Linked DNA regions of Mus musculus: regions 2 and 3 are each linked to region 1. The links are chromatin contacts, found by POLR2A ChIA-PET in ENCODE. All regions are on one chromosome and are shown on one strand. The core of a region is the stretch at or near the end of the contact, and the rest is flanking DNA. Distances in the headings are between cores, read along the strand shown.

Region 1 (3,912 bases), core at 611-3,110:
AGCCCTTCCTTTTCTTTCTTTAAAAAAAAAAAATTACACTGAAGACAGAATCAGATTAATCCCTGTGAGTTCAAGGCCAGGCAGGGCTACATAGTGAGTTCCAGATTAGCCAAGGCTATGTAGAGAGACCTGCCCCCCCCAAAAAAAAGACTCTTAGCCTTCTTTCTTTCTTTCTTTCTTTCTTTCTTTTTTTTTTGGGGGGGGGGTTGTGTGTGTGGTGGAGCATGTGGAGATCAGAAAAGAACATTTAAAAGTTCGTTCCCCCTTCTTCCACCATGTAGGCCCTAGAAATCAAACTGAGGTTTTGAGGCTTGGTCACGAGCACCCTTACACAGAGTCTTCGCTCATAACGGTCTTCTTTTATTTTAGGGCTTGAATTTGCTACACAGCTGAGGAGAAACATTTTGAGCTCCTGATCCCCCTGCCTCCACCTTCTGAGTGCTGATGCCCCATCACATGCTGTTCAATCCAGTGCCCAGGGCTTCTCGGGGCTCTGTAAGCGCTCCACGAACTAGAGTACATGCCTAACCTGGGATAATCTCTCTGTTAAAGTCGGCTGAGCAGGCATGCGGCTCACATCTACAGACCCAGCTCTTTGGGAGGGCAAGGAAGGCGAGCTGCTTGAACCCAGGAGTTCAATCAATTATAATTTCTGGTAATTCCCTTTTCCCACATAACAAAATGGTCCCAGACGTTAAAACGTGGAGCTCTTGATCTAGTGGTGCATGCGTGTGAGTGTAAGATTATGTGAATGTGTGTGTGTGTGTGTGTGTGTGTGTGTGTATGTATGTGTGTGTGAGTGTGTGTATGTGTGTGACTTGGGATTAAACAGAAGGACTGACATACAGGGAATCTCACCGAGCTCCTCCGAGCTGTCCTCCTGGCCCAGAATATGGTCATCTTTAGGGAAGCATGACCCAGTCCTTCCCATTCTCCCCTCCCTTTTGGCTTGCCTGACATACTCCCCAGCCCCAGCATCCCTCCCTCCTATCCACACACCGCTTTCCACATCTGCTATCTGGAAGGCAAGCATCCCGATTTCCTCCTCCTATCACTGTCCTCTTCTTTGCCTCACTCCTCTTAGCACTCATCCACCCGGAAGGGGATCAGCCTGTGCCTGGAACCTCGAATTTCTTGAATCCTGACTCCTCAGCTTCCCTAACCACGAACAGACACTCAGAGAATTTACTCACAAAACGGCGCAATGAGAAGTTTCCCTCGGTTTGTCTCATCAGCTTTAGGACCTGTCCTTCAATAACTGTTTCTGATCCTGTTCTAAACCATCCACCTCAGAAACCACTTAGCAGGTCAGCAAACTCGTGCAAGTTCAGGCTGTGTCTGTCTCTGTTTTTCTCTGTGCTTTCCGACCCTGAATCTTTCTCGCATCCTTCATCACTCTCCTAGCCTAGGGTAAACTCTTCAAAACTCCCCTAGGTTTGTAAAACGCCTGCAAAGCCCAATTCATTCTTGAAGAGTCAGTGCGGGCGCCTCCCGGGTCCTCGTCCTTCCGTCAAGGAAACCCATCCAAGGATGGTCAGAGATTTCTCAAGAATTCTTTCTTCCGGCCTTTGTTGGCCCAGTGCTTCTAGCCTAAAGTTTTTATTCCAACACGAACAGCTGGCGTCCTCGTGTGTATCCACCCTTGTTACCCTTCGGTGATAGCCCTCAGCCGCCCGGAGGCTAAGCCTCTAGAATCTTGGAATCCAGCTCTTAGCCTTTACAGAAAGAAGAACCTGGGCGGTGCCGCGGTGGGCGGGGATGTGTGGGTGGGGGTTCGAGAGGAGCGGTCCGGGATTGGCTTCTGGCTCTGGGGGCGTGGCTTAGGCCCAAGGTCTGCACTGTAAGTTCCCAGGCCCTCCCTGGTCCTCTATCCTAGCCGCACAGCTCTGCAGCTTTGCCCGCGCTCCTCAAGGTGAGTTGGGACTGGGGTTTTACAGGCCTCCCGCAGCTCCCTGGAGAGTGCTAGCCAGGCGGTGTTCTGTTTTGGCTCAGATCAGGTCCATTATCTGGGGTCTGGATCCCCGCCCCCTACCCATGACCTCCCGCAGCGCTCAAGGCGCTGTGCTGTCAGTCTTGCAGCTCCGGGTTGTACTTCTATGCTGGCCAGAGACCTGGGACTAGGGAACATCCTCTCTTCGGCCCGTGTCCCTGCCTGGGCTGGAGGCCGTATTTTTAGCGGATGGTGAGGTGTCCTCCTATCTTTAGCTTTAGTGTTACTGAAATGGATCTGGGCCGCGCTGGGTAGCGCTTGACTGGGGATCTGGAGGGGTCGGCACAGGAACACAAGCCAGGGCTGAGCAGCCGGACTCCGGGGAGGGCGGGGGCCTGCACGTCCGAAGTCTGGCTGTGAGCCAAGCAGACATTGAGACTTCGCCCAGGCCAAGAAGCTCAGGCAAGGCAAGGCCCCTCCCAGATATCGGAGTCCCAGACAAGGTCCCCGATAATTGCAATTCTACCCTCACGGTGGTCCGATTGTGCAACCCAGAGAAAAAGGGCCTATGGGCGATCCACCTCGGGCACTGGAGCACGCAGTTCCTCGGTGGGCGTCTCCCTGGAGCGGGTATGCTCGGTGGGACCCTAGAACCCCGGGTTATAGCAGGGACGCGCGCGCCACCTAGCGACATTGTACTACAGAGAGATCGCTGCAGAAGCACCAGATTCTGAGCCAGCCCTGCCAGGGCTGGCAGGAGGGGACCTAGAAGGGTTTGGTTTTTGTTCTTGATGCAACCTCTACCTGGAAGAGCCGAAGTGCTTGAGAAAAGCCCTGAAGATATGTGCTGAATGTCCTTTGACGGTTACTGTGGATCCGTCTATTGTGCAGAGGCCTCTTGTTTCAAGTATAGCAGTGGGTCAGCTTATTTTAAAGACAGGGAAGGTGAGTTCAGTCCCAGAGAGAAAAGGTTCATTGCTCAAGGTCACAGAGGCCCAGGTGGAACTAGATTTCAAACCCTTCCCCTTGGGCTGCTGGCAAGACGGCTCAGCGGAAGTCTTTTGCTGAGCAAGCTTGGAGGTGAGCTCCTTTCCCGAAACACTCAGAGATGGACTCCACAAAGTATTCTGACTTCCACACACATTCCGCACACTACGTACACACTCGCGAACGCACTCACACACACACACACTCACATTAAAATACACTCAACAGTAACAATAAATAAAACTTTCTAGTTTTTTCTTTTTTTATTTTTAGAGGCAGTTTTTTTGTTTTTTGTTTTTTTAGTTTTTAGAAGTAAACAGATCTCTAAGTTCAGTTGGCCTGGTCTACGGAGTGAGTTCCAGGACCACCATAAACCTTCTCAGTGAGCCTTTAGAAAAGGGGCAGACCTAGAGCTGGGCCTGGTGGCACACTTTCTTGTTTTTTTTGGGGGGGGGGAGGGAGGGGTTGAGATTTGAATGTTTGACAGGGTCTCACTGTCCTGAACTCACTATGCAAACCAAGATGGACTCAATCTCCCAGAGATCTGCCTGCCTCTGCCTCCCAAAAGCACTTATCACCTGCCTGGCCAGCCCGTACGCTTTTAATCCCAGCACTTGGGAAGGGGAAGAAGGCAGATCTCTGTGAATTTGAGGCCAGCCTGGTCTACACAGTGAGACCCTGTATTTAAAAAAAAAGTGGTGTGCAGCGGGGAGTCCATTAATTTTGAAGTGTCTGTGTAGGGAGGGGAATTTTCATGAACATCCAGAGTGAACAGGGGCTAACTATTCTCCATGACCAGAGGTGATCTGCCTCTAGAAAGTCATTTTCTCTGAGGGAGGCCCAAGATTGCTGACCAGGGCAAGCCATAGAACTGGGATGGCTTTCATCTGTGCCTCCCATTAGCGGAGGAAGCTCCTCCTGGCAGCCTGGTCCTAGTCAGAGCTCTTTATAGAGCTGCACACTTGCAAGCTGGGGAAGTGGGAGCCAAGAGATAA
Region 2 (3,912 bases), core at 374-2,873, 160 kb before region 1:
TTCAGGAAACAGTGTTATACACTGAGACCTAAACTGACAAGCCATGAAGCAGTTGCCTGGGTAGAAGTGTATGCCTACCCTCTAAGGGTAAATCCTACACAAATAAACAGAAATAAACAGAACTGAACTCACCCTAGGACTTCTTCGAACCGTGTGGACATCTGGGACCTGTAGGGATGACATCAACTGATCAATCAATAGCTAAGCCCAGTTTTGACATCTCACTCCCAAAGCCTTCTCTCAGCCCCTCACCTCTACTGCATGAGCTACGATCTTCTTCAAGACGATGGCCTTTCTGACTGGGACCGCTGGAGTTGTCTGGGGGGGGTAAAAGAAAGTATTATCCATGAGCTTTACAATAGTTCAAAGCCCTCTAGGTCAGTGTAAAAGTACTTTGGGAGCCGGGCAGTGGTGGTGCACGCCTTTAATCCCAGCACTTGGGAGGCAGAGGAAGGTGGATCTTTGAGTTCGAAGCCGGCCAGGTCTACTAAGTAAGTGAGTTCCAGGACAGCCAGGGCTATACAGAGAAACGTTGTCTCGAGGAAAAAAAAAAAAAGTACTTTGGGGGTGTTGCTGAGAAAAGTTTTCCTTATCTTCTATCCAAGACTTCTCAGCCTCTAAGCCTGGTTCTAAGTTTGTAAGTTCTTGCACCATGTTGGGCACCAACTGTGGAAGCATTGGGCGGGAGTTTTTTGACTCCCTTGCTCCCAAATAACTGCAGGGCATTTCTTCCCCCCAACGCCACTACCTCCTGAGTAAAGGACACAGAGCTGTTATTCAAAGGCTGCTGGCACTATGTTGGGCAGGTTCTGAGCTACTCTAACCCTCTCAGGCTGCCTATCTACCAGTCACACGGTCCTCTACCTGAATCTCAGTCTTACTCTGACTCAATCTGGTCCATGTGTGCCCTCATGACTGCTCTCTCCCTCCTCTTGACCTTAGAGTGAAACCACCTGCTCTCTCCGCGCCTCCCCCTCTCCCACTTCTCTCTCCCTAGACTCTTCCGGACGCCTCAATGGGCGCTGATGTCCCGCCTCCTCTGTCCTCTCCTGCCCAGCCATAGGCTGATCAGCTCTTTATCAACCAATCAGAGATGATTTAAAAAAAAAAAAACAACAGTGAGCCCGGAGGTGCTAGTTAGCCGGACTAAGGATACCTAGGCATAGAAATTAGCATCTGAATACGCAGCGCACAAACCCAACCCCAACACCTGGGGGACCAGGAACTCACCCTCGGCCAGATTTCAGAGAACGAGTTCGGGAGATCTGAGCCAGATTTCCGCTTGGACGACTTCGAAGGCTTAGTAAGTGAAGTCCTGGGCCCTGGAAAGGAAAACACGTTTGATGGTGAGCAAAACTTTGCTCGAAGAAAAGGCGACAAACAAACGAAACAAGATGCTTGACGAGTTCGGAAAAGCAAAAGTCGTTTTCCAACTACCCCTTTGGGGCGTCTTCCACCGGGAGCCAAGTTTTGTTCCCCAAACAACCCCGCTCCACTGCTCCCGTGCTCACCAGACCGCTGGGCAGCCCCTCCTGATCGTGTTCGCCGCTCCGCCATGTGTACGGTCGGGCTCAGTCTCCGCCGCGGTCGCCTACTCAGGCTCGCGCCAACCGGGAACTTTGCTGCTTCAAACGTTCAAATTGCCCGCCTTGCTAGCGAGAAAGCGGAAGTGACACAGGCCGGAGGCGGACCATCCGCTTTTGTTGTCACAGGCTTTACGTCTAGCTAGCAAAAGGCAGAGGCGTATCCTGCGGCGCTGTGGCGTCATCAGCGTGCGCCGCACCCGGAAGAGACGTGGCAGCGGAGGGATAATCAGGCCGGACCTGAAGGGAGCGGAGCTGCAGCTACCGGAGTTGGTGAGCTCAGTCCCCGGCCTTCCGCGCTTTTCATTACCGTACGCACCGGTCACGATCGGCATCGCGGAGGTTCGCGGACATCCAGAATGTGGTCGGCCAGCTGGGGGCGGGTCAAGAGGGGGTGGGTCTTGGGGGCGGGGCTGGTGGTATTGGAGCTGTGCAGAGATCTGGCGAGGGCCTTCCTGGGTCTTGATGGAATGAAGGGTCGGTCGTTTGTGGTACGATCTGTACAGGAGACGTGGCTTTACCCATGCTAAGGCATTATGCTAGAATTTGGTGTTGGGACTGGTGTGAGACGGGACTGAGAGATTTAAAAGAAGAGAACTGGGTTGGTGAAAACAAACTGGCAGCCACCAAAACCTGGCTTCCTGCTAACTGATTTCACCCCACCACACCCTCCAGGATCGGTCATGGGACTTTGCAAGTGCCCCAAGAGGAAGGTGACGAACCTGTTCTGCTTCGAACACCGAGTTAACGTCTGCGAGCACTGCCTAGTAGCCAATCACGCCAAGGTGGGGCGTTTAGAGCAGTGTCTGAGCAGGGCGGGTGGGTGGGCAGACAAGATTGCCTACTTCTAAATCCATGTGGGGACCTATGCTAGACTGTAAGCTCCACAAGGGCAAGAACATGGGGTGTGATGCGCTCTGCTATGCCTTCAGTAGCTGCTCAATAAATGGTCACTCAATAAATGGAACAGATGAAATGATGAGTCTGATGAGAGAAAACGAGGCATTTGAGCCTTGGAGTGGTGTGTGCATCGTGGAGCCTGGGGCACCAGTTGTGACATCTCTCTCCCACTCCAGTGCATCGTGCAGTCCTACTTGCAGTGGCTACAAGATAGTGACTACAACCCCAATTGCCGCCTGTGCAACACACCCCTGGCCAGTCGGGAGACCACCCGTCTTGTTTGCTATGGTGAGGCCTGGGAAGGGGTCAGGGCAGCCCCAGGATCCAGCTTGGATACAGGTTTGATAGCATCTTTCAAGAAGCAAGACAGTGAGTCCCTCAAGCGTGGAGGTCAGAGCCTCAGATCCTGATTCCTTTAGGTACCGTCCTGTTTTATAAAGCCTCAGCAAGCCTTTTCTCTTCGTAGGCCTTAGAATCTTCCCTGAAAGTTAGAGCTTCTCCTTCCTGCTCTGCCAGTCTGGGAGAGCTAGAGATGACTATGAGCTGTGGCTGGGAGAAAGATCCACTTTAGGGGATGTTACTGACCCCGATACTGTACCCAGAGGAAGCTATCCATGTTACAGTTTGCTGGGAGTCGGTAGTCAGAGCCTAGTATAAAAAAAAGCCTCAGCTTAGCTTGTTCAAGGTGCTGGTCCAAAAGGGGGCAGCTCCACCTGAATTTCTCCATGTGAAATTATGTGTCCACTCATACAGATGTATGTGTTGGTTAGTACTTGTGGGTGAGTAGATGGGTGATGAGTGTTTGTGAGCACATATCCCATGGGATGCATGATGACATGAAGGTGGGGAGTGTTAGGGGATATGTGTTACAGATGTGTACATGTATGACTACTAGTGTACTTTGAGGGAATGGCTCTCAAGTTTGCTTGTGTATTTATAAGCACTGTGTATTTGCCTCTGGATATCTGCATGTATCAGTGTCTGGGAAGCTTTCCTGATAGTGTTCTTGTATGTAGGTTTGTTTTGTTTTGTTTTGTTTGAGACTGGGATTGTGGGGCTGACCTTGAAATCTTACTCCTGCCTCCACCTCCCAAGTGCTAGGATTAGGCACTGCCAGCCTGAAACTATTGTTGTGTAGTCATTAGCCCAAGGAGTGTGATTTTAGGCCAGAGAAGACTCTTGAAAGGGTGGAAGGTATTTTCTTCCTTCCCAGTCACACCTTCTCATGGGCTGGTCACATGGGTAGACTCTACCTTGCTTTGGTTCAGTGGCATTTGCAAGAAGCCTTAGGGACCCGGAGTAGGGAGAAAAGGAATGGCCCTGGGCATCAGCACATATATCCACAATCCATTCCTGCAGTGAGCTGGGCCTTGGGGGTATGGGATTGCTAGACCAAGGATAAGAGCTCGAAGACTTGCCTCTCTCATGT
Region 3 (3,912 bases), core at 876-3,375, 140 kb after region 1:
TCCATGAGGAGTCAGCCATTGCTGATTAGTATAACATAGCCTGCAAACCACCCAATAAACCCCCTTGTAATATATATAGTCATTCTATATGCTCTTTCCCTTTAGAGAACCCTGACTCACACTTCATCCTTTAGTGGGAATCCAAACTCCAGTCTTCACACATGCATGACCACCTTTTTTTTGGTTTTTTGAGACAGGGTTTCTCTGTATAGCCCTGGCTGTCCTGAAACTCACTTTGCAGTCCAGGCTGGACTCGAACTCAGAAACCCGCCTGCCTCTGCCTCCCGAGTGCTGGGATTAAAGGCGTGTGCCACCACGCCCGGCCTTATTATTACGTTTGAGACAGCCCCAGCTTGCCCCAGACTCCCCATCCTCTTGTTTCCTCTTCCTCAGACCTGGGATTATAGGCTGGCTTGTGCCACCATGCTTTGTTTGAGGGTGACACTGCACATGTTAGTCTCACACTGCCAACTGACCTACATCCCAGGCTGCTGTGTGCGTGTGCATGTGTGGCCAGAGAGCGACTTTGTTATACCCCAGGAACAACTGTTAGCTTCTTTTCTGAGCTAGGCCTGGATTGAGCTGGCTGGAAGGGAGCTCCGAGGATCTGCTTGTCTCTGCCTCCCGGGCACTGAGACTGCGTGTGAGGTCTGGGTATGTAACTCGGGTCCTTGAGCTTACAAGGCAAGCCCTTTATCAACCGAGCTCCCCAAACCCAGCAAGCTTTTTCCTATTTCTTTTTTAAGGTTTGGTATCCATATATTGCTCAGACTGGTCTGAAGTTCTTGGGCTAAAGGGAACCTTGGGCCTCAGCTTCCTGAGTATCTGGGATTGCAGCAGGTGTCACTGTGCCTGGCTTAGAAGGAATGTGTTTGTTTGTTTGTTGGTTTGCAGAGGTGAGGCCGGTAGAACTCACTCACCACATAGCTGAGCATATTGGTTAGGTTTTTGTTTTTTGCCAGTTTGACACAAGCTAGAGTCATCTGGGAGGAGGGAACTTCAATTGAGAAGATATCTCCATCAGATTGGCTTCTAGGCCACTCTATGAGGGCAGTTGTTTGATGGGCAGATTGTCTGCACTGCAAAAACCACAAGCTGAGCAAGCCATTGAGAGCAAGCCGGTGAGCATCCTCCATCTTCTCTGCCTCAGCTGCTACCTCCAGCTTCCTGCCTGGGCTTCCCTCCATGATGGACTGTGACACACAAGTATAAATAACTCTTTCCTCCCTACACTGCTTTTAGTCTGGGTCTTTATCACAGTACTAGGAACTGGAACGCCAAGGCTAGCTAGAAGCCATGGTCCTGCTGCTTTGAGCTCTCGGATTACAAACATGCCCTGCCAGGCCTCATTTGGCAGGGGGTGGGAACTACAGAAATAGCTCAGTGGTTAACAGCGAGCTCTTTTGCTCGCAGCAGAGGATCTAGGTTCATACCCAGCACCCAGGAGTCAGCTCACAAGAATCTGTAACTGGCTATCTGATGCCCTCTTCTGGCCTTCTCAGGTACTGCTTGTGCGTGGTGCACAGACACACAAGGAGGCAATACACTCATACACGTAAAATAAAAATGAATAAATCCGGCTGGAGAGATGGCTCAGTGGTTAAGAGCACGGGCTGCTCTTCCAGAGGTCCTGAGTTCAATTCCCAGCAACCACACGGTGGCTCACAACCATCTGATGCCCTCTTCTGGTGTGGCTGAAGGCAGCTACAGTGCACTCATATAAATGTTTAAAGAAGAAACTGAATAAGTCAAGCACGACAGTGGTGAAGCTGACAGCCGAGGGTCAAAAAATGCCTGCGAGCCAAGGCTGACCAGAGCACAGAAGAGCCACAGATCCCCCGAGTGGAAGCAGAGAAGGCCAAGAACCCCATAAAAGCTGTGGGGTTGGCCTGTGCTATCAGCTTCCCACTTGGTGTCTTTCTTCATCCTTAGCAAGCAGGAAGTAACAAGGACTGTTTGCATCAGAGGAAGGGAAGCCCAGCAGAGCACGGGGGCGTCCAAAGCCGGTGAGTAAGAGAGTTGAGGGTTCAGGGCCTTCTCCCAACCAGCTCAGTTCCCTGAAGCTGGGTCTGGAGTACAGGCCTGAGGAGCCCGGCAGCCTTGGGGAGGCTGAAAGTCACTACCACTGAGGTCCACTAGAGGGCGCGTGATGCCCAAGTTGTCACTACCTGACTCTTCTACTCTGAACAACCAAAGGCAAATAAGTTACTAAGTACGTGTGTGTGTGTGTGTGTGTGTGTGTTATGAACCAAGCATAAATAATTTTGTTATTGTTTTATTTTTTTTGCCCAGGCTGACCTCAAACTCAGCATCACTCATCTTTGCCTCTGGAGTGCTGGGATTAAAGGCCTGCACCACCAAGATTGCTAAAAACAAATCTCTTTTTAAAAAGATTTGGGCTGGTGAGATGGCTTAGCGGTTAAGAGCGCCGACTGCTCTTCCGAAGGTCCTGAGTTCAAATCCCAGCAACCACATGGTGGCTCACAACCATCCGTAACGAAATCTGATGCCCTCTTCTGGAGTGTCTGAAGACAGCTACAGTGTAATTACATGTAATAAATAAATATTAAAAAAAAAAAAGATTTATGTGGCCGGTTGGTGGTGGCGCACGCCTTTAATCCCAGCACTGGGGAGGCAGAGGCAGGCAGATTTCTGAGTTTGAGGTTAGCCTGGTCTACAGGGTGAGTTCCAGGACAGCCAGGGCTATACAGAGAAACCCTGTCTCAGGAAACCAAAAATATTTATGTGTTTTATGTATATGAGCCAGATCCCATGATGAATGCTTGTGGTTGCTGGGGCTTGAACTCAGGACTCTGGAAGAGCAACTAATTCTTTTATCCACGGACCTGTTTCTTCAGCCCCCCAACCCCCAAATGGATCCTTAAAAAAGAAAAAAAAAAAAGGGTGAAAAGAATGGTTTTGGACTTAGGAAACAGGTTGCAAAAATAGTTTGGCACATTATATGCCTTTTTTTAAACCAAGAAACACACAGGATAAATTTGCTGCTACATACGCTGTTTTGACATTGTTTTCAAGCAAGAACACATTGCTTATTAAACACAACACAATCTGGAACAAATGGAATTGTGGGGCACATTGGGCTGAGCCAGAACTCAGCTGTGCAGGGCAGTCCTGCCAGGAGAGAGGTGGGGAGGGGGGAGGGAGGCGGGGTCAGGAGAGAGGTGGGGGGAAAGGAGGTGGGTTGGGAAAAGTTAATATCATGATGCAGGAAGCAGGTCGTTGGAGGGCTGCTTTGGAAATTGGAAGTGTCAATGATTGGCTGCGGTGCTGTTACTGAGGGTAAAGATGGGGCCATCACTGAAGATGTTCAGGTAAGTGACGGCAAGGGGGTGGAGAGTCAGTGAAGTCGGGCTGGTGACTGGGTCCCGGAACACATACTTAAGTCCTGCTTGGAGCGTGGGAAGAAGTGTTGGTGAACTAGAGATGGGCAAAGCTATGTGGTTTAGAGGGATCTAGAGATACGCAGTGGAAAGAGCTGGGTTGGGGATTGGATGGGGAAGAGCTTGTAGGGTCTGAGATGGCCTCAAGGTGTCCTGCCTTGGCCTGAAGCCAGCTCAAAAGCCCTCTGCTGACAGCCTCCCTCTTACCACAGACCACTGCCAGTGCCCAGTGGGTAGAGCGCCCAGTCAGTTCCCTGACACCCTTTTCTGCACAATGAGCATACTCTAGCCCCCCATTACCCACCTTTGTTCTCTGCACCCCCTTTTGGCTCTTCCGAACCTTCAGTCTTCTCACCAAGAAAGAAAGCCCACTAGCAGCTGACACACTCTCAGAAAAGGGGTTGGAAAGGAGAGGAGAGGCACACTGGATCCCACTCTCTCTCCTGAGCCACCAGGGCAAGCCTGGTGTCCATGACTGTTCCTGGGGACTCTATCCACCCCAGACAGACAG

The links. ChIA-PET counts read pairs that join two places held with the same protein, here RNA polymerase II (POLR2A).
Region 2: POLR2A ChIA-PET joins it to region 1 with 15 read pairs in embryonic stem cell. The contact joins the promoter of Cdca5 here to the promoter of Cdc42ep2 in region 1. POLR2A ChIA-PET finds 5 or more read pairs at or near these places in 4 of 5 experiments (Patski and embryonic stem cell).
Region 3: POLR2A ChIA-PET joins it to region 1 with 25 read pairs in Patski. The contact joins the enhancer-like site here to the promoter of Cdc42ep2 in region 1. POLR2A ChIA-PET finds 5 or more read pairs at or near these places in 3 of 5 experiments (Patski and embryonic stem cell).

Annotation. Positions count from the first base shown.
Region 1 is chr19:5,922,764-5,926,675 of GRCm38, reverse strand. It overlaps Cdc42ep2 (CDC42 effector protein (Rho GTPase binding) 2), which reads left to right and starts at 1,860. Exons shown (of 2, transcript NM_026772.2): 1 at 1,860-1,912.
Region 2 is chr19:6,082,808-6,086,719 of GRCm38, reverse strand. Cdca5 (cell division cycle associated 5) reads right to left here and starts at 1,623. Exons shown (of 6, transcript NM_026410.3): 1 at 1,512-1,623; 2 at 1,231-1,322; 3 at 253-318; 4 at 133-168. The coding sequence starts at 1,557. It overlaps Zfpl1 (zinc finger like protein 1), which reads left to right and starts at 1,745. Exons shown (of 8, transcript NM_024231.3): 1 at 1,745-1,856; 2 at 2,259-2,368; 3 at 2,660-2,771. The coding sequence starts at 2,267.
Region 3 is chr19:5,784,818-5,788,729 of GRCm38, reverse strand. No RefSeq gene overlaps it. Among named protein-coding and RNA genes, the nearest start is that of Scyl1, 15 kb to the right of the region's middle. Within about 2 kb of position 2,125, at least 2 of the 3 ENCODE cell types and tissues checked have a DNase peak (open chromatin) inside an H3K27ac peak, as active enhancers do.